Linked DNA regions of Homo sapiens: region 1 is linked to region 2. The links are chromatin loops, found by intact Hi-C in ENCODE. Cell type or tissue: K562. All regions are shown on one strand. Links, peaks and the distances in the headings refer to the core of each region. The heading gives the core; the rest is flanking DNA.

Region 1 (14,602 bases), core at 6,603-14,602, 290 kb before region 2:
TAAAAATTGAAGGATATACCAAAAACATTTTTTAAAAGTGCCTACTTAGCTGAAAGTAACAGAAACACAGAAGAGGAATAGGAACTACGGATCCACAAGTGTACCTTGTCTTGTATATTTGACTTTGGAATCATGTAACTATTTGACATAAATATAAAACAAAATCTTTTTTTAAAAAAGCAATCTCTAAATATGTAGATATTGAATATATCTAGTGGATGGCATAGCTGCATGGAGAAGAACTATTTTGAGTAATTTTAAAACATGAACTTGACTATACGTATCTCATGAGATATACCCTAAGTACCAAAATAAATAAATACATTTCTACCATCTCTTTCCCAAAAAGATTTTAAACCATTTTTAGTAAGCATGTTGTTGTTGTTAGAATTGATATTGTTAGCTGCAAAAAAATAAAATAAAATACTTAGGAATATACCTAACCAAAAAGGTGAAAGACCTCTACAAAGAAAACTACAGAACACTGCTGAAAGAAATCATAGATGACACAAACAAATGGAAACACATCTCATGCTCATGGATGGGCAGAATCAATATTGTCAAAATGACCATACTTCCAAAAAGCAATCTACGAATTCAATGCAATTCCCATCAAAATACCACCATCATTCTTCACAGAACTAGAAAAAACAATCCTAAAATTCATATAGAACCAATAAAGAGCCCACCCAGCCAAAGCAAGACTAAGCAAAAAGAACAAATCTGGAGGCATCAAATTGCCTGATTTCAAACTATGCTATAAGGCCATAATCACCAAAACAGCATGGTACTTGTATAAAAATAGGCACATAGACCAATGGAACAGAATAGGGAACCCAGAAATAAACCCAAATACCTAGAGTCAACTGATCTTTGACAAAGCAAACAAAAACATAAAGTGGGGAAAGGGCACCCTATTCAACAAATGATGCTGGGATAATTGGCAAGCCACATGTTGAAGAATTAAACTGGATCCTCATCTCTCACCTTATACAAAAATCAACTCAAGATGGATTAAGGACTTACATCTAAGACCTGAAACTATAAAAATTCTAGAAGATAACATTGGAAAAACCCTTCTAGACATTGGCCTAAGCAAAGATTTCATATCCAAGAACCCAAAAGCAAATGCAACAAATACAAAGATAAATAGGTGGGACTTAATTAAACTAAAGAGCTTTTGCATGACAAAAGGAAAATCGGCAGAATAAACAGACAATCCTCAGAGTGGGAGAAATCTCCACAATCTATACATCTGACACAGGACTAATATCCAGAATCTACAAAGAACTCAAATCAGCAAGAAAAAAAAAAAAATTTCATCAAAAAGTGGGCAAGGACATGAATAGACAATTCTTAAAAGAAGATATACAAATGGCCAACAAACATATGGAAAATGCTCAACATCACTAATGATTAGGGAAAGGCAAATCAAAACCACATTGCAATACCATCTTACCCACACAAGAATGGCCATAATCAAAAAATCAAAAAATAGTAGATGTTGGCACGGATGCAGTGAACAGGGAACACTTCTACACTGCTGGTGGGAATGTAAATTAGTACAACCACTATGGAAAACAGTGTGGAGATTCCTTAAAGAACTAAAACCATTTGATCCAGCAATCCCACTACTGGGTATCTATCCAGAGGAAAATAAATTATTATATGAAACAGATACTTGCACACACATGTTTATAGCAGCACAATAGCAATTGCAAAAATGTGGAACCAGCCCAAATGCCCATCAATCAATGAGTGGATAAAGAAACTGTGAGAGAGAGATATATATATATTCCATTATATATATATACTGTATATATATACAGTATATATATTCCATTATATATATATACTGTATGTATATACCATTATATATATACTGTATATATACAGTATATATATTCCATTATATATATACAGTATATATACTCCATTATATATATACAGTATATATATTCCATTATATATATACTGTATATATCTACTGTGATATATATATTCCATATATAGTCCACATATATATAGTCCACATATATATATAGTCCACATATATATAGTCCACATATATATATATTCCACATATATATAGTCCACATATATATAGTCCACATATATATATAGTCCACATATATATAGTCCACATATATATAGTCCACATATATATATATATAGTCCACATATATATATCTTCCACATATATATATCTTCCACATATATATATCTTCCACATATATATATTCCACATATATATATTCCACATATATATATTCCATTATATATATAATGGAATACTACTCAGCCACAAAGAGGCATTTGCAGCAACCTGGACTGGATTGGAGACTATTATTCAGGAATAATAGTAATTCCTGAAGTAATTCAGGAATGGAAAACCAAACATTGTATGTTCTCACTCATAAGTGGGAGCTAAGCTATGAGGATGCAAAGGCATAAAAATGATACAGTGGATTTTGGGGACTCAGGGGGAAAGGGTGGGAAGCGGGTGGGGGATAAAAAACCACAAATTGGGTTCAGTGTACACTGCTCAAGTGACAGGTGCACCAAAATCTCACAAATCACCACTAAATAACTTACTCATGTAAGCAAATACCACCTGTTCCCCAAAAACCTATGGAAATAAAAAGTTTTTGAAAAAAAGAACAAAAATAATAAATTCTTCCAAAGACAAAAAAGAATTGATATTGCTATTCTGGGGTCGTTTGTGTGTACGTTGTATATTGAGTAATTATGTTAGTCTTGTTGGGAATATAATTTTAAGTTTTGGAGAAAGAGATACAGCTAAGAAAGATAAGGTTAAGTAAAAACTCCATGCTTGTGATTTTGAAGTGGAAGCATCAGTATGAACTCATGCTATTTTTTATCTCAAAAAATAAATATTTTCTAGCTCTCTACATTGAATTGGTCTAAACATTATAACCAACCCAGTAGCAACAAGCACCCCTATCATCTAGACCATGATAGCTAAATACCATTTTCTACTAAGAACTGGGATTCCTTGGAGAAATGACTGAATTCAAGGTTCGCGGGGGTATCCAATCTTTTGGCTTCCCTGGGCCACACTGGAAGAAGAATAATTGTCTTGGGCCACACATAAAATACACAAATAGTAACAATAGCTGATGAGCTTTAAAAAAAATGCAAAAGAATCTCATAATGTTTTAAGAAAGTTTATGAATTTGTATTGAGCCACACTCAAAGCCATCCTGGGCCACATGTGGCCTATGGCAAGCTTGTTCTAGGACAAGAAATGTACAAAATGTACATAGATTTAAGTTCAAAAATGCATTTTATATATATATATTTCTGAGACAGAGTCTCACTCCATTACCCAGTCTGGAGTGTAGTGGCATGATCTTGGCTCACTGCAACCTTCACCTCTTGGGTTCAAGCCGATTCTCCTGCCTCAGCCTCCTGAGTAGTTGAGACTGACTACAGGTGTGCACAACCATGCTTGACTAATTTTTGTATTATTTTAGTAGAGACGGGGTTTCACCCTGTTGGTCAGGCTGGTCTTGAACTTCTGGCCTCAAGTGATCCTTCTGCCTCGGCCTCCCAAATTGCTGGGATTACAGGCATGAGCCACCGTGCCCAGCCTCAGAAATGCATAATTTTTTTAAGCTTCTTATTATTTACTGTTGGAAGACGCTAGGCAGGGATAAATAGGTGCAGCATAAAAGACTTTCAGGGCAGTGAAACTACTTTGTATGATACGATAATGGTGGATACATGTTATTATACATTTTCCCAAACCCGTAGAATGTACAACAACAGTGAACCCTAATGTAAACTATGGACTCTGGGTGATAATGATGTGTCATTGTCATTGTTGGTTCATCAGTTGTAACAAATGTACCACTCTGAGGCAGCAGGTGGATAATGGGGAGGCTATGCAGGTGTGTGGGCTGGAGGTATATAGAAAATCTGCCCCTTTTTCTCAATTTTGCTATGAATATAAAACCGCTCTTTAAAAAAAAAGGTTTATTAGAAAGAGAGAGAGTAAGAATAGGAAAGAGAAGATACCTGTAAATTTAACAAGACTTCAGAGACACATCTCCCATCAAGCAATTGCAACACATGGCCCTTACTTGCTCCCAATTTGAGCAAATTAACTGTAAAAAAATTATGAGACAAATAAGGAAAATGTGAGCATTGACTAGATAGTTGATTCAATTAAATAATATTCAGGTGGGATAATATGGTTTTGTTTAAAAAAAAAAGCCCTCCTGCAGAGATACATAGAGAAATATTTGCAGATGAAATGATATATTTTGAATTTGCTTCACAGTAATCCAGGGTTGGAGACGTGGGTAGGGTTACAGATGAAACTAAATTGGCCTTGGCCATGATTTGATAAAAACTGTTCAAGTTGAGTGATGGTTACATGTGAATTAATTATGCTTTCTCACTGCTTTTGCAAATGTTGAAATTATCTATGATAAAAATTGAGTTTTTATCAAAGTTATGCAAATTTTGCATGTACTCTGATATACACCTATGTTTGTTTCAGTATTAAAATGTAACTTTTTTTCCTTTGAGATGGAGTCTTGCTCTGTCGTCCAGGTTGGAATACAGTGGCGTGATCTTGGCTCACTGCAAGCTTCTCCTCTTGGGCTCAAGCGATTCTCTTGCCTCAGCCTCCTGAGTAGCTGGGATTACAGGTGTGCACCACCACGCCTGACTGATTTTTGTATTTTTAGTAGAGACAGGGTTTCACCATGTTGGCCAGGCTGGTCTCGAACTCCTGACCTCAGGTAATTCACCTGCCTTTGCCTCCCAAATTGCAGGTAATTCACCTGCATTTGCCTCCCAAATGTTGGCTCCCAATGGCTGGGCATGGTGTGAGCCACCATGCCCAGCCATTAAAATGTAACTTTTATAGCAAAAATCTTTAATAAAAACATGGACACTCCAGAAAGAAGTGTGTTTATTTTGAGGATTTATATTCCCAGGATGTGACATTGTTTGCCCAGTGCAGAGGCTGATTAATGGCCCCCAAAAATATCTACATTCTAGTCCCCTAAGCCTGTGCATTTTACTTTATGTGGCAAAAGGGACTTTGCAGATGTGATTAAGGATTGTGAGATGGAAAAATTATCCTTGATTACCTGCACGGACCCAGTATAATCACAACTGTCCTTATAAGAAGAGGAGCTTTGGAAGAAGAGAGAGTTGACTACGGAAGAGGGAAAAGGTGATGTGATAATGAAAGCAGGGGAGGACGGCAGTGTGGTGGGGGCCATGAACCAAGGAATGAGGACAGCCCCCCGAAGCTGGAAAGGGCAAGGAAACAGATTCTCTCCTGGGGCCTCCAGAAGGAACCAGTCCTGGCAACACCTTGTTTGAGTCCCATAAGACTCATTACAGGCTACTGGCCTCCAGAACTGTAAGGCAAAAAAAAAATAGAAATTGACATAAGGTAAGACACCAAATCTATGTTGTTTTAAGTCACCAAGTTTCTAGTAACATGTTGCAGCAGCCATAGCACACTAATGCACCCAGGTTGCAAATCTCAGGGGTACTGGAAACAGCAGGGCCTGGAGACGGCTGTATCTGGCTGTATCCAGCTCTTTGCCTGGAAAATGAGGTCCCACCACCTGAGACCATAGTATTGTGAGAATTGCCTAAAGCACCTCGTCCAGGTCATCGTTCAATAAACGTTTGTGCCGTCTCCCTCTCTAGATTTCTCCCTTCTACCTTTCTCTCCACACTCAATCTGTAGTTGTGATGATCACTAATGTAATAGAAAACATCCTAGAAAAAAGAACTTCACCTTCAAGACTTGGGTTACAAATTAAAGGGAGAAGAAAAACAATGCTAACAGTCAAGGACTTTGAGGTATTTGTTAATATAAGTATGTCATTATTATCTTAGAGTTAACCTTGACAGCAGTGTCACTTCTTACTAATGTCAAAGGGGCAACATTTTTTTAAATTGTTTTTCTACTAGGGGACTTGCATGGATCTTTTTTTTTTTTCTAGTCAGTCTCTGCTTATCCATCATGGATATTTTAAAATCCAGATTATTATCAGACAAATAAATTCAACTTAATAATCAGTATTTTGTCAGACAGAAGTAAAAATTCCAAACTAATAAAATTATGCTCAACTGGAAAATGTAGGAAGGTCTTTTTAATTTTATCCATTCTGTAGAGGTATCTACTGGTTTTGTTTTTTGTTGTTTGCTTGTTTTTTGAGACAGAGTCTTACTCAGTTGCCCAGGCTGGAGTGCAGTGGTGCAATCTCGGCTCACTGCAAGCTCCACCTCCTGGGTTTACACCATTCTCCTGCCTCAGCCTCCCGAGTAGCTGGGACTACAGGCGCCTGCCACCACACCTGGCTAATTTTTTTGTATTTTTAGTAGAGAAGGGGTTTCGCCATTTTAGCCAGGATGGTCTCGATCTCCTGACCTTGTGACCCACCCGCCTCAGCCTCCCAAAGTGCTGGGATTACAGGCATGAGCCGCCGCACCCGGACAGGTGTCTCCTGATTTTAATTGCATCTCCCTGATGACTAATGACTTGGAGCACTTTTTGATGTGCGTATTGGCTATTCACATATCTTTCTTTATAAAGTATCTGTTCAAGTCTATGGCCAGTTTTTTAATTGGGTTATCTGTCTTTTTATTATTGATGTATATACTCTTGGTATAAATTCCTTAGTAGATATATAATTTTTAACTTTCTTTCCAGTATGTGGCTTGCCTATTCATTTTCTTAGTAATCACTTTCGATAAACAAATGTTTTAAATTTCAGCTGAATGTAATTTATCAATATGTCCATTTCTACAGTTTGTAAAGCTGCTGGGATGATGATTGGGATTGCAGGGAACACGATCAATTTGGGGCCATTTAACATCTTAATAATACTGAATTTTTCAAACCATAAGCTGGTATCTCTCTCCATATTTTAGGTCTTATTTCGTCTCTCTCAGTAACATTTTGCAGGTTTTACTCTTGCATATCTTTTGTTAATTTTATTCCTATGTGTTTTATAATTTTTGACACTAACAGAAAACATTTATGATAGTATCAAAAAAGCATTAATTACACTTAAAAATAATGTGTATTCTGCAACTGTTGAATATAGTATTCTATCCAAGGCAACTAGATCTAGATGATGGATAGTGGTATCACTACTGGCAGCAAATTCATACGGGTCTGCAGCAACCTCAATTCTTGCCTCCTCAGAAGGAAGAATTCAACTAAGGGGCATAAGACAGGAAAAGCGCCTGAAGCAAGTTTTAGAACAGGAGTGAACGCTTATTAGAAAGCTTTAGAGCAGGAACGAAAGGAAGTAAAGTACACATGGAAGGGGGCCAAGCGGGCAACTGGCGAGATCAAGTGCACAACTGGGCCTTTTGTCTTTGGGCTTTATATGTGGGCATACTTCTGGGGACTTGCATTCCTTCTCCCCTGATTCCTCCCTGGGGGTGGGCTGTCCACATGCCATGCTTGAGCCCACTCGCCCAACTCCTGAGATCCTATCAGGAAGCTGATGACCAGTTTTAGGTGTTTTCTATCTATTGGGATTCTGCCTTTTCTTGGCGCCGCCTGTGACCAATTATTACTTTAGAGAGATAGTTAACAACAGCCTAACCATCACTTGATGTTTGCCCGACACTCCTGGTGTATGTGTAGGGGGAGCCCTCTCCTGCCTTGCTCATACCTGACTAGCTACCCATTATAACAGTATTAGTCTGCTTGGTCTGCCCAACTAGCCCAAAGTCCCAGAGTAGGTGTCTTAACAGAAATATGGCCAGGAGTGGTGGTTCATGCCTGTAATCCCAGCACTTTGAGAGGCCGAGGCAGGCGGATCTCCTGAGATCAGGAGTTCGAGACCAGCCTGGCCAACATGGTGAAACCCCATCTCTACCAAAAATACAAAAGTTAGCCAGACGTGGTGGCACCTGCCTGTAATCTCAACTACTTGGGAGGCTGAGGCAGGAGAATTACTTGAACTCAGGAGGCAGAGGTTGGAGTAAGCCAAGATCACGCCACTGCACTCCAGCCTGGACAACAGAGCAAGACTCCATCTCAAAAAACAAAACAAAACAAAACAAAAAACAAAAACACAGAAATGTATTTCCTCACAATTCTGGAGGCTGGAAGTCCAAGATCAAGGTATAAGTGGGCCTGGTTTCGTTCTGAGGCCCCTTGCAATTGTCAATGGCCATCTCCTCCCTGTGTCTTCACATCATCTTCTTTCTGTGCCTCGGTGGTATCCCAACCTCCTCTTCTTATGAAGACACCAGTCATCTTGGATTAGAACCCATTGTCATGGCTTTTTAACCTAATTATCTCCTTAAAGATCCTATCTCCAAATACAGTCACATTCTGAGATACTGGGGGTGAAGGCTTCAACTTAGGAATTTGGGGGAGCACAATTCAGCCCAGAATAGTGTTATTTGCACAGTGTTGTACACACCTGGGAGACATGTGTACAGCAGTGTACACAGAAACATCTGGAAGTACACAGGTGGGTGCATGGTGTGGGGGATGTCTTTGTGATATTTTGATATAAGAAACATGTAGAGTCATGTGTCACTTCACAACGGGGTTACATTGTGATAATTGCATCGCTAGGTGATTTCGTTATTGTGTGAACATCAGAGAGTCTACTTACACGAATCTAGAGGGCACAGCCTACCACACACCTCGGCTGAACGGCCTAGCCTATTGTCTCCAAGGCTATAAACCTATTGTTACTATGCTGAATACTGTAGGCAATTATAACACAATGGTAAGGATTTATGATAGTATTATGATATTATTAGTGTTAGATATAAACATATCTAAACATACAAAAAGTACAGTAAAAATACACTATAAAAGATTTTTTTAAAAATAGTACATCTGTATAGGGCCCTTACCATGAATGAAGCCTCCAGGCCTGGAAGTTGCCCTGCATGAGGCAGGGAGTGGTGAGTGAATGCGAAGGCCTAGGACATTACTGGACACTACTGTAGACTTTATAAGCACCACACTTAGCCTATACTAAATTTATTTATAAAATAAAGTAAATGTGCAATGATGTTATGTTGGCTACGGTGTCACTAGTGATAGGAATTTTTCAGCTCCATTATAATCTTATGTGACCACTGTTCTATATGGAGCTGGTCATTGATGGAAGCATTATTAGTCAGCATTTGACTGTATTTGATCTTTGTCCCTGGTAGCACAGAACTCATAAAACTTGCAATATCTGAGTAATGGGGTAAGAGAAGCATCTTCTGTTAATCAGCATAAGCCACTTTCAACTCTACCTGAGTTTATGCCAATGAGGTGGGGGCTAGTTGTCAGAGGAACCAACCATATATTAGAGGGTTGCAATGTTCACTCCCACCCTGGAAAGGGGAGAGAGGCTGGGGATTGAGTTCATTCACTGATAGCCAGTGATTTCATCAATGGTGCCCACATAATGGAATATAATAATCATCTAGATGGCATAGCACATGATAAAACCCTACAAAAACCCTCCTCAAGGGGCTTCAGAGAACTTCCAAGTTGGTGAACACATTGAGGTGCTGGGAGGGTGTGCACCTGGATCAGGCGTGGAAAAATCCGTGCCCTTTCCCACACCCTGCCCCATGTGTCTCTTCCACGTGGCTGTTCCTGAGTTGTATTCTTTTATGACAAACCAGTCATCTAGTAAGTGAACTGTTTGACCTGAGTTCTGTGTGTGAGCCATTCTAGCAAATGACATAGTGTCAGGATTGAGTTACATTGTAGGACACCCAGCGAGTGTCTACCAAGAATAGGAAATTGCTTGGTATGGAAAAGCCCACAAGTCTGGCGTCAGAAATGTACGGTGTAGCGGGAGCAGAGGTTTTATTTTACTTTTCAAGTAGATATTTTGCCCCTCACTTGGGAAACACAAGAGCCTCATTCCTCCCCTTCTGGTCAACTGAACTACCCTCAAAGTGCTCCCCAAGGAATGCCTCAGGCGTGGCAGGCCTCAGCAAAACCAGCGGAGGGGCTCAAGTTATCTGGGTGGACTGTCTACACTGTCAATACCCAGGTTTACTCTGATACTGTAGACCTGAATCAAGAACACAAGAAAGCTGGGCGTATTGGAGGGAAAGGCCATGTAAGCCGTGTGTTTTGGCCTCCTAATTCTCAAAGGCTAAATTCTAGGGTTCCTCTCACCTGTGGTCCTGCTCATTCCAGATGTTCAGAATGTTCCTCTTGTTAGTGTCTGAGGATCTCAGAGGAGGGTGTATAATTTGGAGTCAAGCTCTACAGAAACCCAGAAGAATCTGCGTCACGTGTGGTATCAGCCAAGAGCTGAGTGGACTCTATTTCCCAAGAGCTTGGACCACATGGGGTTGTGTCAGAGATAAACAGCCTTTTGAGTCTGAACAAATGCAGCCGGCTGGTTGGTTCTTGGGGGGCTTAGATATAAGTGGAGAGGTGCACTCTGTTGGGGCAGGGGGCTCTCTTTTGGTTTTAATTAACTGGCTATGAGTACATGACAGAGGTTTACAAGTTCACGGCTGGCATCACTCGATTTCTGCCCTCAGATATTGAATCTAAGCCAGCAGTTTGGTGGTTGCTCAATAGCATCCAGAATTGCTTAAATGTAAGTCAAGGGCACTGTCGGGCTTACATTTTGGTTCTTTTAACTTTTCAAGTATTTAAGACAAAAAGCGATTGTCTTTCCAGCCCTATTGGGCATCTTCTAAGGGGCCCTGGGCGACTATTTCCCGCCCAGCTCCCTGTCCTCACACAGAGAGGGATCCTAGGGCTGCCCTGGAAAGCCGTTCTCCTGCCTCTCTGCTCTGTGTGCTTTGGAGTTTTATCAAGAAGGGGCAGATGGGAAGCTCTGCTGGATGCTGGCGTTGTGAGACACACCCCCCTGACCTTTCTTCCAGCCAAATAGCTCTGATAAGTGGGCAGACCTTGAGCCTAGAGACCCACAGACACACTTGGACGATTCCTGCAGAAATCAGTGAGGCAGTCTCCTCCCAGGGGCTTGGCGCCTGGCTCGAGGCGAGGCTGCCGGCCCGGACGCTGACTGCCCAGTGCCACAGACATGGCCAACGGGACCAACGCCTCTGCCCCATACTACAGCTATGAATACTACCTGGACTATCTGGACCTCATTCCCGTGGACGAGAAGAAGCTGAAAGCCCACAAACGTAAGTCTGAACTAGGGAAGCCGGTCAGACAGAGGCTGGGGGCCGGGGCCCAAATGACTGGGCACTCCCGGCTTTCTCTGCATTCACTTATTAACTCCGGTAGACATCATGGGAAAGCAGGAATGTGGCCAGTTCACTCATAGATATAAATGAATGGGGCTGGGAGAGAAACTGTATTTGCTAACTTCTGTAATAAGCTTGGAATTAACCTGCTAAGTCACGAAGACACTTTGGAAGCAGAATTTTTATTTTTTACTTTATTTTATTTTATTTTGGAGATAGGGTCTAGCTCTGTTGCCTAGGCTGGAGTGCAGTGGCGTGACCATAGCTCACTGCAACCTCGACTGCCCTGGGTCAAGTAATCCTCCTACCTCAGCCTCCCAAGTAACTGAGACTATGGGCACATGCTACCACGCCTGGTTAATTTTGTGTATTTTTTTATAGAGACATGTTATATTGCCCAGGCTGGTCTGGAACTCCTGGCCTCAAGTGATCCCCCAATCTCGGCTTCCCAAAGTGCTGGGATTACAGGTGTGAGCCACCGTGCCTGGCGAGAATATTCTTTTAAAGATAGATTTCTTGTTTAATTTGTTTGGGGCTCCAATAAGCTGAGCGAGTTTCCTCAAATTAAAGATTTGCCTTTTCCACTGTCTGTATTTAGATTTGGGACAGTTATTCTCTCCATCCCTAAAATGCAGATTTAATGATTTTTACTAAAATGCCAACATACGTTTAATCTTCATAGTCTCAGCAAGGACAAACCAGCATGACTTCACTTCTTTTTGCTCATCTGCCCTCGGGTTCCTTATCTCTTGGCTAACGTGGCATGTGTGGACAATCTTCTCTGAGGAGTCCAGCTACTTGATCACAATGACAAATTAGATGCGGAAGTGAGCATGAGAAACAAAACAAAAACAAAGCCTGGGAAGATTGGGTCTCAGCCCTGGAAACCCATGCGCTACCTATCCCGTAGGAAGTCTTAGCTTCCTTGGGTTTTCACTCACTATAATCACATACTGTCTGTCAAACAGTAAATGCAGGGCTGGGTGCAATTGCTCACGCCTGTAATCCCACCAACTAGAGAGGATCACTTGAGGCCAGGAGTTCGAGGCCAGCCTGGGCAACACAGTGAGATCCCATCTCCACACACACACAGAAAAAGTAAACGCAGACCAGGCATGGTGGCTCATGCCTGTAATCCCAGCACTTTGGGATTACGTCGTATGTCAGATGCGTCATGTGTCATGCATCCTATGTCAGGGGCGTCACGCGTCCTATGTCAGATGTCACACATCCTATGTCAGGGGCGTCACGCATCCTATGTCGGATGCATCACGCGTCCTGCGTCGGATGCGTCATGCGTCCTATGTCAGATGTTTCACACGTCTTATGTCAGGGGCGCCATGCGTCCTATGTCGGATGTGTCACGCATCCTATGTCACGTCATGCGTCGCATGTCAGATGCGTCACGTGTCCTATGTCAGATGTTTCACACGTCATGTCAGGGGCGTCACACGTCCTATGTCGGATATGTCACGCGTCGTATGTCAGATGCGTCACACGTCCTATGCCGGGGGCGTCACACGTCCTATGTCGGATGTGTCACGCGTCCTATGTCAGGGGCGTCATGCGTCCTATGTCGGGGCGTCATTCGTCCTATGTCAGTGTGTCGTGCGTCCTATGTCAGGGGCGTCATGCCTCCTATGTCGGATGTGTCATGCATCCTATGTCAGGGGCGTCATGTGTCCTATGTCGGATATGTCATGCGCCCTATGTCAGGGGCGTCATGCGTCCTATGTCGGGTGTCATGCATCCTATGTCGGGGCGTCATGTGTCTATGTGTCATGATATATCGTGTATGTCATATCAATGATATATCATGATTTCAAAGATGTATCATATTTCATATATCATGATATATGATATGATGATATATCGCATATGTATCAGATATATCAAATATATCATATGATATATATCATATCATATATCCATATATATCATGATATATCGTATATGATATCATATATCATATGATATATGATGGCTAATTTCTTTGTATTTTTAGTAGAGACGTGGTTTCACCGTGTTAGCCAGGATGGTCTCGATCTCCTGACCTTGTGATCCACCTGCCTCACCTTCCCAAAGTGCTGGGATTACAGGCGTGAGCCACCACGCCTGGCCCAATTAGGATGGATTGTAAAATGTTTGTGCTTATGCTCTGATGTGTGATGTGTGGGTTAGCACCATGCCCTTGGTGCTTTCTCATGATAGTGAGTGAGTTATTAGGAAATCTGGTTGTTTAAATGTGTGTGCCATCTCCTCTTTCTTCCTCTTGCTCTGGCCATGGAAAGTGCTGGCTCCCCCTTTGCCTTCTGCCATAATCGTAAGTTTCCTGAGGTCTCCCCAGAAGCAGAAGCTGCCATGCCTGTTTCCTGAGGCCCTGCCTGAATTGACTAATTACATGTTTGATCTTCATCTGTGCCCTTTTCCGAGGCTAAGCTTAGAAGAAAATCAATCTTACAGCAGCAATACAGATTATTCTAACATAGTGAGTCTCCAGATACCAGCCTAATGCTCCCTTTCAGAGAGTAGGATGGGCTGATTTCCCTTGAGTAGTGCCTGGCTTAATGCTCTATTATTTACCTCTCAGGTCAATATATCTGCTTCCCTTTAGTTATGGGTTAAGAAGAACTGGTCATAGTCCATATTGACCTCTGCTGTCATGGTGGTTCAATGAGACAGTCTGTTCCTCTGCTTCTCTGAGCACAGGACGCAAGAGAACAAAATGACACTGTCAACCAATTTCTCTGCACACAATGTAGAAAATTCAAAGTATAGATTAAACAAAACGACTACATAAAACTCTTTTTCTCTCATTCAGAGCAATCATATTCAGGGCATGACATAAGTAGTGAAAGTAATTTTTAAACAAAGATAACAGAATGTGTATCTGTAAATGAATTTCCATCAAGGTAGCACCAGGGGCAGGTGCAACACTTGAATGACTCTACTGTTGCTCAACAACTTCTTGAACTGATGTTGTTGGGTGGCCACAAAACATTCTAGCAAACATCTGTGGTGATAAATTGTGTATATCTTTTGAGGATGAATTTTCTTTTTGGAAATAGTTAAGACTGACCCAGAAAAAAGTCAGGTTAATGAAATGGGTGATTAAGCTGGTTGATACCATCTGGATGTCATAAATAAACTATCTCACAACATAGCAAAATTGTGTCTATGTGTGAGTCCTTGAAGGTAATTCCAAAAGAAGAGACCTGTAAGTATTTGATGAATATATGTGTTTTAGTAAGAATTCTATGACTCCATGGTAGAGAGAGGATGATTATTTTGAAGGTCACCTTTCATTTGGATTTTTAAGTTCTGGTACATTCATTGAGAAAGTCCGTTTCTTTGCTGACTTGGTAAAGAAAATGGATTACAA
Region 2 (15,963 bases), core at 893-8,892:
CAGGCTGGAGTGCAGTGGCATGATCTCAGCTCACTGAAGCTTCAACTTGATGAGCTCAAGCGATCCTCCTGTCTCGACCTCCCAAATAGCTGGGACTACAGGCATGTGCCACCATACTTCGCTAATTTTTGTATTTTTACTCGGGATGGGGGTTCACCATGTTGCCCAGACTGGTCTCAAACTCCTGGGCTCAAGCAATCCACCTGCCTCGGCCTCCCAAAGTGCTGGGATTACAGGAATAAGCTACCATGCCTGGCCATAGCTTTATTCTTATTAAGTAGTGTTTATTATGAGTTAGTCCACATAATATAACCAGATAAAGATGGTTAGTGAATTATGATTTTTTTGTTAAAACACTACTACAGCAAAAAGAGGCTGGCATTCTTTTCCTTTTTTTTTTTTTTTTTTTTTTTTTTTTGAGACAGTGTCTTTCTCTGTCACCCAGGCTGGAGTGCAGTGGCGCAGTCTCAGCTCACTGCAACCTCCACTTCCCAGATTCAAGCAACTCTGGTGCCTCAGCATCCAGAGTAGTTGGGATTACAGGCACATGCCACCACACCTGGCTAATTTTTCTATTGTTAGTAGAGACAGGGTTTTACCATGTTGGCCAGACTGGTCTCAAAGGCTGTACTGGCATGGATATATGGTCAATAGTTTAAAAATTATGGAAGCCGGCCGGGCGCGGTGGCTCACGCCTGTAATCCCAGCACTTTGGGAGGCCGAGGCGGGCGGATCACGAGGTCAGGAGATCGAGACCATCCCGGCTAACACGGTGAAACCCCGTCTCTACTAAAAATACAAAAAATTAGCCGGGCGTAGTGGCGGGCGCCTGTAGTCCCAGCTACGTGGGAGGCTGAGGCAGGAGAATGGCGTGAACCCGGGAGGCGGAGCTTGCAGTGAGCCGAGATCCCGCCACTGCACTCCAGCCTGGGCGACAGAGCGAGACTCCGTCTCAAAAAAAAAAAAAAAAAAAAAAAAAAATTATGGAAGCCACTGCATTTTCAACCTAACATGTTAGCCTTCCCCTGGGATCCTTCACTGGATCGTAGAGCCTCCAGCCTTGCTCTGAGAATAAGTGGGATCGTGATAAAGGTACAGTCCTGCACTGGGTGGCCCTGGCCACAGGGACCCGTGGGACTTTAATGACAGCAAGCACTGTCCAACAGGGTCCAATGAGGAAGATGGTAAAAATCAGGAAACTTGCTGGGATGATGTGAGGCATGTCAACTTTCTGATTTTCTTTAATGAAGTTTTTAAAGTCTGGTGCCTTCTCCTGGATTAGAGGAGAAAAGCTGGAATGTTAATATTTTCTTTAACTCCCTGCCCTGCCTCCCATCCACCAAGAGATACGGTTGCAGAGGGGGAAAGAGCCACATGCCCCTTGGAGAGGAAGTACAGAATCAGTGTCCCGGGGTGGTGCATTCCTACAGGGGTCCAGCAAGGGAAAGTCCAATGACGGGCCTCAGGGACAGGAATCAGGGTCCCGCCTGGTGGGACTAACTCTGTCCCCACAGAGCTCAACTCACTGGCATCTCCCCAGTGTTGCAGTCCTCCGTGAGAACCTCGGCTGCCACAGCTGTCTTCTCCATGACAGCCCCAGCTCCTGGGCACGGGTCCTCTGGGTGGGTGCCCTCTTTGGGGTCCCTGGCCTCGAGTTGACCTGCCAGCATCCTGGTTGGGAAGGGAAGGGCTATGGGGACACTTGAATGCAGCCCTCCTACCCCGTCAGTGTGGGCTGAAGGCCCCAGCCCCAAACTAAGGGTGAGCAGGACCCGCAGCCGCTCCTTCTCCCCCTGGGTCATGTGCACATTCCCAGGCCCGAAGCTGACCAGGTGAAAGGACACCACAGACAGAGGGACTGAGCTGTCCACACCTGGCTCTCCACCATCCTCCGTGGAAAATGCTTTAGATCCTAGAAGATCAGCCTGACACCTAACACACTCCAGTCATCCAAAGAGGGGTGTGAGTGGGGTGTGAGCCGGTGTGAGTGGGATGTGAGTGGGTTGTGAGCAGGATATGAGCGGAATGTGAATGGATGTGAGCGGATGTGAGCACGATGGTCTTGGGGTATGAGCAGGTGTGAGTGGAATGGTCTCAGGGTGTGAGCAGGTGTGAGTGGAGGGTCGCATGAGACACCGAGGGAATTCTCAGCCCTTTAATCAGCACCCACCTGGAGGGGCACAGGCAGACCCTCCACCGTGTTGAGTATGTGTCTTGAACCATCAGGGTGACATTTGTGAATTCATGGTGAAGATGTGGAAAGGAAACACCTTTTTATAGGTACAGCATTTATGCCAGTTCTAGGAAGTTCACAGCAATTAGAGAACAAAAACGAAAGAGAAAAACGCAAAGCTTTCCTGCAAGCCTGCAGGGTCGTCTCTGAAAGCTGCCTCCACCCCTGCCTTGCCCTGTCCGTTTTAGGAAGCCAGTGGCCCCCAACGAAACCCCGACTGTTTAATTCATAAACTTCTAACTGTGTGAGAAGGAACAGTTTAACCACAGTGATCGGAGAAATGCTATTTAAAAGAGAGTCTCCTGATGGAAGCGAATCGAAGGTCTAGAGCAAGACCTACCAGTAACCAGATCACTGCCATTCCTTCCCCGCGGAGACTGGGAATGTTTCTGCGGAAGTGGGCTGGGGTCACGGTCCTCACAGCCCTGAGAAAGCTCCTTCTTTCCTGCTCCTCTGAGGGGACACCCCAGTGTCCTCGGCCCCAAACTCATGACCCCCTCAGTCCAGGGAAGACCCTTTCCTTCAGCCCCACCACCAGACCTCGTCACCTCACCTGGTCCCCAACAGTCACTACTGCCAGGATCAGATCATCTGGGCCATGTCCCCACAGTTGTCCCCAAGCCCTCCTGCCTCATATCCAGAGACCAGAGAGCAGCGGACAGTTCCAACGGACTTTCTGTCTTAAAGGGACATGAACGTCTCACTCAGCGTCACCACTGTACCAGCTCAGATAATAATTAAACATCCCCAAACCTGCAATTCTTAATATAGAAGCTCATCGTCAGTGGAGTCCATCCATCCACAAAGGACATTGGAGAGAGTCAAACTACTCCTCCAAATTGACAAAAACCATGTGTTTTATATCCAGTCTTCAATACGCAACGTGTAGTAAGAGCTCATTTCTCTGAGCATACATTCTTGGAGAAATACAAACTTTCTTCGGATATCAAATTATTTACTAGAAAAAACATTTTTATGAAGGGAAAATAATATATGTGAGTTTAAATAGGAGACAGGATTCAAAGTTTCATCATTTCACTAAATGCATCTCCATCTGAATTGTCCGTGTGATTTTTGTGATAGAGAAGAGAATGAGGAGCAAGCAAGAGTCGATATTCCTGTTAAACCCTGGCTGTCCTTCTCATCCATGGTGCTGCGTGTGGACAACATACACCTGGGGCTCACCTGAGCCTGCTTGGGACGTGTGTCACTTGGATAGTTCTGCAAGCGATTCGCATGCAATAGGCAGTAAATGCCGACGTCATGAATGAATGAAGAGAATACTACAAAGAGGAAACAGAAGGCACTTTTGTCCCCATGTGTCATTCTAACTGTGAGAGTGTGTGTGTGTGTCCTGAGGTGTGCGAGTGTGTGTGTGTGTGTCCTGAGGTGCGTGAGAGGTTGTATGTTTGTCCTGAAGTGTGTGAGAGTTTATATAGGTTTCTGAGGTATGTGAGGGGTTGTGTGTGTCCCTGAGGTGTATGAGGTGTGTGTGGGTCCTGAGGTGTGTGAGTGGTTGTGTGTGGGTCCCTGAGGTGTGTGAGAGGTTGTGTGTGGGTCCTAAGGTGTGTGAGTGGTTGTGTGTGGGTCCTAAGGTGTGTGAGAGGTTGTGTGTGGGTCCTAAGGTGTGTGAGTGGTTGTGTGTGGGTCCTAAGGTGTGTGAGAGGTTGTGTGAGTCCTGAGGTGTGTGAGAGGATTGTGTGTGAGTCCTGAGGTGTGTGAGGGGTTATGTATGGGCCCCTGAGGTGTGTGAGGGGTTTTATGTGTGTCCTGAGAAGTGTGATGAATTGTGTGGGTCCTGAGGTGTGTGAGGGTTTGTGTATGAGACCCTGAGGTGTGTCAACATTGTGTGTGAGACCCTGAGGTGTGTGAGGGGTTGTGTGTGGATTCCTGAGGTGTGTGAGGGCTTGTGTGTATGAGCCTGAGGTGTGTGGGTTCCTTATATGGGTTCCTGAGGTGTGTGAGGGGTTGTGTGTGTGTCCTGAGGTGTGTGAGGGGTTGTGCTTGGGTCCTGGGGTGTGTGAGTGGGTGTTTGTCCTGAGGTGTGTGAGAGGTTGTGTGTGTGTCCTGAGGTGTGTGAGAGTTTGCGTAGGTTCCTGAGGTATGTGAGGGGTTGTGTGTGTCCTGAGGTGTGTGAGAGGTTGTGTGAGTCCCTGGGGTGTGTGAGAGTTTGTGTAGGTTTCTGAGGTGTGTGAGAGTTTGTGTAGCTTCCTGAGGTGTGTGAGAGGTTGTGTGAGTCCCTGAGGTGCGTGAGGGGTTGTGTGTGTCCTGAAGTGTGTGAGAGGTTGTGTAGGTTTCAGGCTTTGCAGCTCCCCTCCTGAGCCTCAGCCGGGCGGCTCCCAGGGCAGGGTCCCCCCATCCCTGTCTCTGCTGCGGCTCTCTGTGTGTTGCTCTTCCCGGCCTGGCCAGGACATTTTCTTCATTGAGTCTTCCCCAGATTCTCACCCTGCAGCAACCACGTGCGGCAGCAGGTCAGGGCGGAGGCTCCTGGGCGTTTGGACTGTGGGGCCCTTCTCTTCTCTCTGATAAGGCCCCGGTTTTCTGTTCAGCCTCGCGGTGCCTTAGCCGCATTTCAGGCATGGTCTTCCAGGGCCCTCTGGTCTGAACATTCTGTAGAGGAAACCACGGCACACCTTTCACTCATCTTTTAAAATCAGAAGCCAGTTCCTGAGCTGGCTGCTTGGAGTAGCAGCAGATACACTTTTTAAAGTAGCTTATGTGTTTAAATTTCTGGTTCAAAGGACTACTTCTATAGTGGTACAGACCCTGACAAAAGAAATCACCTTTTCTAAATATCATCACTGCAAATGGGCAATATGACCTGGGAACTGGTGAGATGCCATTGAGATTGGAGCCCACCCCACCAGAGCTGAGTGAATTCTTGGATGACTAAATGTCGGAATAAGTTAGGGAGGGGTGCATGTCATCCAAAGAATGACATGAGCTCACTCTGTGCCTCAAGTGACACAGATCATAGTAGATTCCAGCGAAATACTTGCAGCTGTGTTGAGTTCCTCAAACTACCACAAAATTCTTATGGCAAAACTTGTGAGAGGTGAAGATAAGAGAGTGTGAGCCCTGTGATCGAATCCAAATATGAATTGTAAAATATGCCTTAATACTATTACCAGTAGCTGTAGTGTACAATGATAGAACCAAAAGATAAAGATTTTCGGCCGGGCATGGTGGCTCACGCCTGTAATCCCAGCACTTTGGGAGGCTGAGGTGGGCAGATCACAAGGTCAAGAGATCAAGACCATCCTGGCCAACATGGTGAAACCCTGTCTCTGCTAAAAATAAAAAAATAAAAAAAATTAGCTGGGTGTGGTGGCACGCGTCTGTAGTCCCAGCTACTTGGGAGGCTGAGGCAGGAGAATTGGTTGAACCTGGGAGGTGGAGGCTGCAGTGAGCCAAGATGGCACCACTGCACTCCAGTCTGGCGGCAGAGTGAGACTCCATCTCAAAAAAAAACAAAACAGATAAAGATTTTCTACTCATTTTCTAGTTGTCCCGTCAGTGGTGCATTTCAGCACACTCAAAACTCCATGTTTCTTTTGGATTTTATGAGCTGAGTCTGAATGTTATAAGTGACACACTCCTTTTTTTTTTTTTCTTCTTCTTGTGAGACAAGGTTTTGCTCTGTTGCCTAGGCTGGAGTGCAGTGGCACCATCTCGGTTCACTGCAACCTTGACCTCTTAGGCTCAAGCAATCCTCCCACCTCAGCCTCCCTAGTAGCTAGAACTACAGGTTCACACCACCACACCCAGCTAATTTTTGAATTTTTGGTAGAGACAGGTCTCGCTATATTGCACTGGCTGGTCTCGAACTTCTGGACTCAAGTGATCCACCTGTCTCAACCTCTTAAAGTGCTGGGATTACACACTCTTTAAAAATGTTCTCTGTACAATATTTCGTAAAGGTTGAGAATAAGGAAAGACATTGCCCCTTTAAGCAAAGTGGTAAGGCAACATATAAAAACGACTCAATCCACAATAGTGAGAATTTCCGTTAATTACATTCTAAAGTTTTTTTGTTTAAAATGAATTGAGGGAGTACAGTATGCTCTTCAAGATAATGAACAGAGAAAAATGCCCAATGACTGCTAGCCATCCCAATAATGTATTTACTCTACGTTGTGTTATTTTGTTTCTGCAGTAGGACCCAACTGATTAGAAAGGAAATTACATAGTCAGTGACCAGCTGAGACTGAGTACGGACAGAGGAAGAAGCTAACTTACATCTAAAGAGACCTGAAGTCAGGAGACATTTCTAGATAAACCCCTCAGCCAGATAACATCAACCCATGACTTCCAATACCATTGCTGAAGAGGTCACAGAGGAGAGAGAATCCTGAGAAGATTTTTAAAATCTGAAAGTTCTTGTATTAAAAGAAGTGGGAAGTTTCTTGGTATGTGTATGAAGCCTAAGATTGAGATAGTGGTACTGAGGGTGGCATGATACCCCATTGAGGCTGGGAGTTTTATTTCTTTTAAGTCTTTCTGTAGGTATACCTCTGTGGGTTCCTGCCACTTCTAAACCATAGTTATAAGGCCAATAAATACATAAAACAATCTTCCTACTGCTCGCAGGCACCATGCTCTTCCTAATAGCTCTATAAGAACCCTTTATTGCTCGTGACCCTGTGTCCACATTATGCTATCTGATTATTCATAATTTTTCTCGGATCTGCTTGATATGAAACATGGATACAGCCATATTTGAAGGAACATGTTACAGGAAAAGAAACCCCGACCTCGGAATCTGAGGATTTGTATAATTTGGACTTTACACAAAATAATTATGTAATTTTGGGCAAGTCCCTTAATACAGTATTTGAACTCAATTTTATTGCCCCTTTTAGGTCTAAACTCTCAGCTGTGAGTACTAATTTGTGGCGTGATGGTGAGGTGAAATGGCAGAGGCCCATGGCACATCATTGCAGAATATGCGTTAGACTTTCACAAGTCATCAGTCATGAATTTCAGGATCTGGCTGCTTGTCTTCATGGGAGACGTCAGGTACAGCTTGCAATTAGCTAAGGGGTTCATCTTACAATACCTCTAATTACTGCTTTAGCTAAAAGCCCCCATGAAAGACACAAGTTTACCACATCATATGAACCCATGGTAAATATTTTGTGACCTGATACTTATCCAGTCAGTGCTCTGTTAGCCAGAACTAAATAGTTGCCAGAAAAATGAAAACTAATATTCATAATACTGGTCTTGAAATACTACAAAATCATGGGACAAAATCAGCTAGTCGGGAGACTGGAGTGGGAGGATCACTTGAGCCCAGGAGGCAGAGGCCGCAGTGAGCTGAGATTGTGGCACTGGACTCCAGCCTGGGTGAGTGAGTGAGACAATGTCTGAAAAAGAAGGAAAAAGAAATAAAGAAAGAAAGAAAGAGAAAGAAGAAAGAAAGAAAGAAAGAGAGAGGTAGGGAGGGAGAGAGGGAGGAAGGAAGGAGAAAGAGAAAGAAAAAGAAAGAAAGAGGAAAGAAAGAGAGAGAGAGAAAGAAGGAAAGAAGGAAGGAAAGAAGGGAGGGAGGGAGGGAGGGGAGAGGTTTGAAGAGGCTCACTCTGCCTGAAGACAGGAAGGGACCAGGAGCCGAGGCGCTCTCAGCCCCAGAAAGGGCAAGGAAGCAGAGCCCACCTCCAGCCTCCAGAACGAATGAGCCTGCCAAGGCCTGGGCTGTAGCTCCACGAGACTCAGCCAGGATTCTGACATACAGAACTGTATGAGAACACGATTGTTGTTTTAAACCACTACGTGTCGGTAATTTGTTACGGCAGAAACTCTTCTTAAATGTGCATTTCTAGGCCTCACCCGTATAAATTCGGATTCAATAGTCCCGGGCTGAGAATGTGAATTTTTAACAAGCGCCCCAAGTTACTCTGATGAGGTGCCGAGAATAACACTTTAAGAAAACATGGCTGACAGTAAGCAGCAGAAATATGAAGAAATAACCAGCACTACTAACTCTGCACAGACAGAAATGCAGGTTCCAGAGATTGATGAGGCTCTGATGATGAAGGGGCATCTGAGCCAGGATGGGTCTCACATTTCCAGCCAGAGAGGAAGGAGGAGGCTGAGTGGCTGCACAGTGGGGAAGCCCGCAGAGGGGAGAGTCTCCTCTCGGATGCACTGGGTCTATGGCATGGCTGACCAGGTGCCCTAATGCAGGAGGCATCGGAAACTGTGGGCTCGAAGCCAAGCTATAAGCGGCGCACTGAAGATACAGAGGAAGAGTTCGCTGCACAAGGTTGATAGTCAAGGGGGAAAAGTTAGATCGGGTAATTGGAGTTATGAGGAGAGCGGAACGGGGCAAGGATTCCAGTACTGGAGAATGTCTGGTTTACTGTAGCCAAGATATTTTAGTTTAGGGCATAATTTAAAATGCTCCCTTGACTCCTCCACCCCATGGAAGGTCTCAGGTTGAGGGGCCCAGCTAGTCCTGAATGAGGTCCTCTGTGACCACCAGCTCCTCTTCTCTCCTTCCCTCTGCCATAGTGAAGCTCTCTATTGTGGGATTTGGGCATATGAGGGGCAGGCCCACCTCCCCTAGATGTCACCTCTCTGCCTTCTGAGTATCAAGTCAGTCTCTTTCTCCCTAAGCCTCCCAAACTGTGGGGACTTACGTGTCAGTGTCATTTCAGTTGTTGTATGATTATAGATACATGAAAAAGGAATATTTAAAAATTGTCCTGACCTCCCTCCTCCCGACCCCTGTAGGAACCCACCACTTAACCACACAAGGGCCCAACTCATCGAGCATTACAGCTTGGGGAAGAAACGCCAGCCGCGAGCCAGAGAAACAAAAACGAGGGGCTGTCCCTAAAATGCAGGATCCAAGGGCCTGGAGCTGGAGAGAAATCAGGCAGCACCTCACAGAATCCAGGCTCACAGAAAGTCTGTTTCGATCAGAATTTAAAACAACCCTCTTCCTGCTGCAACTCTTCAGGCCACTGACAAGGTGACAGGATCACATTTTGTACAGGATACAAACATATTCCCTATGGGTGGACAAAACGACCCCGTAGCCCATCTACACCAAGGAGCTGCACCTGTGCCCTGTGTAGCCAGATGCAATTTTCTATTATTGGAAAATCCACTTTAAGTTGTTCCTTAGCAAATTCTTCCCAAGTACTGTTTCCTTTCCTCAATTCCTGGCCTAGCAAGTCTAGAAAGAAAACAAAAAGAATGTAAAATGTTCTTGGTTGACTTTACTCTTAATTACTAAAAAGCAAACAGAGAAAATTAAAATCAAACACATGCAAAAAATTCTTCTAGAGCCTTGCACACAATGCCAGTTCTTGAAATATTTCATAAAGCAAAGCTAATGAAATAAACAAAGACGTGGCTGAAAGGATATGCATTGTACTGTGCTTATGGAGCCACATTGCTCACTGCATCTCTCGCTCCACTGCCGCCGGGCTCATCTGCCAGAAGCCTGTTCCTGAGCTGATTGGGGTTCTGGTCCAGGGGTCCCAAGGAGCGAGGCCCAAGCTCAGGAGGACAAAGAACGACCACCTGGAAAGTGGCAAAAATCTGTAAAAAAATAAAATCTGAGTGGGCCCAAGGGGCACCTGGTCTCAAGAGCAAACGCTGTGTCCAGAGCCTCATGTCCGGAGGCCCAGCCCGACTCCCTGGCTCTTACAGCCCCGAAGCCCAGAGACCACCCCAGCCCGACTCCCTGGCTGAGACTTCCCGCCCGGATGCCGTGAGATCGTCCCAGCCCATGCTGAGGTCAGTTTGTGCTGTTATCTCTTTTTTTTTTTTTTTTTTTTTTTTTTTTGAGGAGTCTCACTCTATTGCCCAGGCTGGAGTACAGCGGCGCTATCTTGGCTCACTGCAAGCTCTGCCTCCCAGGTTAAAGCAATTCTCCTGCCTCAGACTCCTGAGTAGCTGGGACTGACTACAGGCGCCCGCCACTACGCCCGGCTAATTTTTTGTATTTTTAGTAGAGACGAGGTTTCACCATGTTAAGCAGGATGGTCTCGATCTCCTGACCTCGTGATCTGCCTGCCTCGGCCTCCCAAAGTGCTGGGATTACAGGCGTGAGCCATTGCGCCCAGCCTCGGGCAAGCCTATTAAAAACTTCCTAGTGTGCCTCCTCATTTGCACAAGGATGTGTGGTAAAGGGTTAACTCAGCAGGCTTGGGGTGTCCAAACCCTGCACATTCAGAGAAAGGTCTGGCCCTGTCCTTCTTCCCAGAGGATACCCTTTGAGCCCTTGGATTATCTTGCTTGATAAGAGTGTTTACGTTTACCTGCGGCCTCCAGCCATGGCCAAGAGTTCATGGAGTTCATGTTAACAGTGATTTATGTGGACCCTAGAGCCACACTACATCAATTTGACCTCTGGGATAGCTGGACTGGGTGACTAGGATTAGCCAGCGGAATGATTCAGGCCTATGTGACCGGCTCCCAGGAGAAGCCCTGGACCCTAAGGCTCGGGGGCTTCCCTGGCAGGTGGTGTTATGTGCACACTGGCACAGTTGTTGCCGACAGAATTAAGTGCACTGGTGTCTCCTTCAGGTCAGGACGGCGGGCAGCTCACAGCTGGCCTCTCCTGGACTGTGTCCCAAGCACCTTTTTCCTTTGCTTATTTTAATCTGTGTCCTTTTGCTATAATAAACAGTAACGTTCTGTGAATCCTTCTAGTGAATCATTGACCCTGAGGGTTGTTGGGGGCGTCAGACACAAAGGGGATAAGGACACCTGCCTTGACTGCCTCAGAGGGGTCACAGGGAGCTGAGATCCAGCTGTCACAGTGAGGCCATGCAAGTCTGGGGGTTCTTATGACACAGAATTCTAGTGAGGCAAACAGTACTTTCAGACTGAATAAAGGAGGGGTGTTATTCACTTCCAGCGTCTGTCATCTGCCGAAAGCTACGTGCCCTCTCCACGGAAGATACAGGGGCAGGATCTCCCATCCACAGCAGGCACACAGACTCCCAAAGGCCCTGTGCACAGAGCTCTGGATTAGGAACAGATTCCCCCCCCACCGCCCCCCGCCGCCGGGGAGAGCCCCACACTGCCTTTTCCTCTCAGGATGCCTGACACCATTTAGGGTGGGATGTGGGAAGCTGGCTTCAGGATCAGACCTGAAGACAAGTAGCTGACCTGGGGGTTGAGCCAGGGCTCACACCTAGGCCCTTCTCCAGGGGGGTTTACCAAAACCAGCCCCATGTCCTGTAGACCTGACTTTTGTCAACACACACATATATCCTCCCCTTATGCACAGGTGTTTATGTAAAAGCAATGTATGTTTATATGCCAAGGTGACTTAAAAATTACAAAGTGCGGTACAAACATGTTATTTACGTTGTGATGAGGATGACAAGGTTTGGATTTCATGCTGTGTGTAATGATGTCAGTTGGAGTTCTTCTTGGGATAAAGGAGGGCAGGCGGTCAGCACAGTTCCTGTTCTGTGAATCAAGGACCTTCGTTCAAGCAGTCCTTACTGGACACCTGTGTCCTCATCCTTGCTAATACGCCAACCAGCCACACACACTGCACCACAGAGTCCCTATGTCATACCAGCCCTGCAGGCACCTGTTTCTTGGCACCAAGTGTCTTTCATGAGTGTGAACCCATCTGATGTTAGTGGCCAGTGGGGAAAATGCCCATGGGAAGTGGAGTGTCGGGGGAGCCCGAGCCTGTGGCCTGGCCATTCTGCACAGTGAGTTGCGGCCAGTACGTTATGTGCTGATGCAATTCATAGCTGCTCAGCACGACTCTGCCCAGATTCCGTTTATTATCCTACTAAATAATTATTTTCATTGTCTTCATCTTTTTAATTGCACTACTGATGTCTTTATCTTAAAATCTGAAGAAGGCTCTCTCCATGGGGCAGACTTTGTCATTTACAAGCTAACTGGTGAGAAATTGAAGGGGAAAGTGCGATCACGTTAAGTGCCTTTGGAAGACCACAATCGGGATGCACAATCACTCAATTATAACTTGGTGGGAAGGGAAGCAGGGAGGTTTGAGGAGGTGAGAGGCGAGACTCTGGTTCAGAAACCTGTGCTCAGGCCTGAGTCCCTCTCATTGGCCGGGGGTCTTGCAGAAGACACGGCCTCTCTCTGAGCTCAGTTCCTGTATCTGCAGGGACCATGACCCATCAGCCAGTTGGTATGAAGAGTAAATGGGGGAACCCATGGGACAGCGTGCAGGAAACTCCAGAACGCTGCATATTTCTCTGCATTTTGTGTGTATGACAAGCCATGTGGGGGTTGTTATTTCCATCAAGCACTAGATGAAATCCATTCTGCTCGATTCTATCTAGTTGTTGCCTTCCTAGAAACACAGGAATAACCTGCAGCACCACCCCCTTCTGTTCTGTGGCATTGGCACAATCAAGGAATCTACTTTTGTGCTTTTACACATTGAACTGACAGGTAAGGTCAGGCATCGACTGTCACAGGGGCCAGTGGAGAGGTAGGAGGGACGCCCACATTCGATGAATCCTGCATCACGGTGTTGGACTTCTTGTTCCACGGTGTTGGACACTAAACTTGTTCACATTCAATAACTTGAGCACGAATAAAGGCAGCTCATAGTAATAACACCTGATGGGTACAGGCCCTGTGCTCTGCTCTAAACACTGCTCCTGTTACCCCTACAAGACATGGGCCCTGCATTTCACAAACATGAATTCTGAAGACCATGAATAACTGTTCTGGCCCAGCTCTATTGGGCCCTAACTCTGTGCCCGGGGTCGGGATGCGGGTTGTATTTGGAGCCCGTTGCAGATGCGGATTCGTCTGCTCCACGCAGGGTGCTCTGACGTACTCTGTGTGGCCTGGAGCTCAGAAACCTGTGCTGGACTCAGTGCCTGCAGACGCTGCCCCTGGGTAGCTGTTTTCCAGGCGTCAGGAGACATGCTCCAGAGGCTCCAGAAGCACAGACGGATCATGAGGTCAGGAGATCAAGACCATCCTAGCTAACATAGTGAAACCCTGTCTCTACTAAAAATACAAAAAAATTAGCCGGGCCTGGTGGCAGGTGCCTGTAGTCCCAGCTACTCGGGAGGCTGAGGCAGGTGAACGGCGTGAACCCGGGAGGCGGAGCTTGCAGTGAGCCGAGATCGCGCCACTGCACTCCAGCCTGGGCAACAGAGTGAGACTCCGTCTCAAAAAGAAAAAAAAGAAAAAGAAAGTGATGGAGAAAATGTTCACTATGGAGTCTCACATGTGGGTGGTGTCCGGTGCTGAAACTGAAAGAGGTTTCAGTTTTGTATGTAATATATACAAGGGTGAAAATAGTTTACATCACAAATCAGATTAAGGAAAATAAATGTATAGGGAAAAGAGTTAGCAGGTTGCTATATAATTAGATTAGTCAAATCGTGTTTCAACAAAAATCAGCAAAAACATTCTGTGAGCATCAATTGGTTATGTGGAGTTCATGATAGAGAGTGCAGCATATCTTATTACTTGTAAGCTGTATGCTACATATCCTTGATATCAGCAAAATTTATAACAAACTTACATCTGTATTTATATGCACATGTATTTTGGGAAAGCTATTGTTAAACATTTAAGAGTGTACCACTATCATGGCCAGGCACGGTGGCTCACGCCTGTAATCCCAGCACTTTGGGAGGCTGAGGTGGGTGGATCATGAGGTCAGGAGTTCAAGACCAGCCTGGCCAAGATGGTGAAACCCCATCTCTACTAAAAATACAAAAATTAGCCAGGTATGGTGGGGGGTGCTTGTAATCCCAGTTACTTGAGAGGCTGAGGCAGAGAATTGCTTGAACCCGGGAGGCAGAGATTGCAGTGAGCCGAGATCGCACCACTGCACTCCAGCCTGGGGGGTGACAGATTGAGACTCTGTCTCAAAAAAAAAAAAAAAAAAAAAAAATTAAAAGAGCGTACCACTATCTACATAAATACATACACTGAAAATGCATAATAACTTCAGCTGCTCTGATACCAAATGCCAACATCCATGAAAATGTCCTACAAGAGAGGGAGGGAGCTGCATCAATTGCGCTGATGACCCTGGGCCAATTGTCCTAAGATCTGTTAGGTCTGTGATCTGGGAGGGCCCTGGAGATCCTGAGGCAGCAGGTGAGGCCTGAGGCCTGGGACCCCAAACCCAGCTAAAACTAAAAACTAAAAACTCTTAAGTGTAGAGTTCAGTGATACTCACATTCTTGTGCAACCATCAGCACCATCCATCTCCAGAATGTTTTTATCTTCTCAAACTTAAACTCTATACCCATTAAACAGTAACTCTCCATCCTTCCCTGCTGTCCCCAGCCCCTAACAACCATCATTCTGCTTTGTCTCTGGATCTGACTACTCTAGGAACCTCGTATAAGTGGAATCTTACAGTATTTGTCATTTGGTATCTGGCTTATTTCACTCAGTGTAATGTCATCAAGGTTCATCCCTGTTGGAGCATGTGTCAGGATTCCCTTCCGTTGTAAGGCTGAATAATATTCCATTGTACGGATACACCACCTCTTGTTGACTCATTCATCCTCTTGTTGACTCATTCATCTGTGGATGGGCACTTGGGTTGCCTCCACGTTTGAGTTATTGTGAATCATGCTGCCGTGGACGTGGCTGTACTGCAACTGGTTTTGCATTTATTTGAATAGGTGGATTTCAAAGGTACAAAAGACCATCCTGTGAACCGTGACTCCCTCCCAGCCCATCCTCCAGGCCCCCTAGAGTTTTAACCACAAGCAGCCATGGTCACCAGTTTCTTGTGATCTTTCTAAGAGTATGTGAGCATATGTGCTATGCCATGGTAGAGGCTGGACGCGGTGGCTCACGCCTGTAATCCCAACACTTTGGGAGGCTGAGGCAGGCAGATCACCTGAGGTTGGGAGTGAGACCAGCCTGGCCAATACGGTGAAACCCTGCCTTCACTAAAAATACTAAAATTAGTCGGGCACAGTGGTGCGTGCCTGCAATCCCAGCTACTCAGGAGGCTGAGGCAGGAGAACAGCTTGAACCCGGGAGGTGGAGGTTGCAGTGAGCCAAGATCATGCCACTGCACTCCAGCCTGGGTAACAGAGTGAGACCCTGTCTCAAAATAAACAAACAAATAAATACAATAAAATTAAAAATCTAACAACAGTGCCCTCGTTCCCATGATCTCACAGTCCATCCAGGGAGACAGACTTGTAACCGAATGCCATGATTACAACCAGCTCAATGGGAGATGAAGAAGGAGGTGTGTTCGGAAACCTGGGAACTGAGGAGGGAGTGGGCTCTCAACCTTAACATGGGCTGCGGGAGTTGGGCAAGAATCAGAAACAGATTATGTAGATGATACTGGAACTGTGTGGTTTCCCATTTGCAAAAAAAAATTAAAATTATATTTTACAATGTTAGTATATTCTGAGCATTTTAAGAAGTAAAGTCCACTTTGATAAAAGGAAGAATGTCTATCTTCCTTGTATATATATCTATTCCTATAGAATACCCATTTGTGTCTTAGTTTGTAAGAGCTGCCATAACGAAATACCATGGACTGGGTGGCTTAAACAACAGACATTGATTTTCTTACAGTTCTGGAGGCCGGAGGTCCAATATCACAGCATTGGCAGGGCTGGTTCTTCCCAAGGCCCCACTACTTGTGTTGCAGATGGCGGCCTTCTCCCTGTCCCTTTCCTCTGTGTACATAGATCCCTGGTGTCTCTTCTTCTTCTTTTTTTTTTCTTTTTTTTTTTTTTGTTGAGATGGAGTCTCGCTGTGTCACC

Evidence for each region. A loop is a pair of places that touch in the nucleus more often than their neighbours do. Peaks named below come from ENCODE experiments on the same cell type or tissue, not always from the same donor. Only the 100,000 strongest peaks of a DNase experiment are listed, where the experiment ranks them.
Region 1: it touches region 2 in a loop (2.6-fold over the local background); 2 of 110 quality-filtered maps call a loop at or near these places.

The regions. Positions count from the first base shown.
Region 1 is chr21:32,287,921-32,302,522 of GRCh38, forward strand. MRAP (melanocortin 2 receptor accessory protein) reads left to right here and starts at 10,935. Exons shown (of 3, transcript NM_001379228.1): 1 at 10,935-11,157. The coding sequence starts at 11,052. LOC124905009 (a long non-coding RNA gene) reads right to left here and starts at 10,850. Exons shown (of 2, transcript XR_007067843.1): 1 at 10,166-10,850; 2 at 3,985-4,130. In K562, for the core only: no CTCF peak of the experiment used is centred there; a DNase peak (open chromatin) is centred at 10,881.
Region 2 is chr21:32,582,635-32,598,597 of GRCh38, forward strand. All of the region lies in intron 5 of CFAP298-TCP10L (CFAP298-TCP10L readthrough), which reads right to left. It overlaps TCP10L (t-complex 10 like), which reads right to left and starts at 2,889. Exons shown (of 5, transcript NM_144659.7): 1 at 2,787-2,889; 2 at 1,527-1,671. The coding sequence starts at 1,670. RefSeq lists an enhancer at 1,146-1,646 and a silencer at 2,728-2,927. In K562, for the core only: no CTCF peak of the experiment used is centred there; a DNase peak (open chromatin) is centred at 4,717; H3K27me3 peaks cover 938 bases.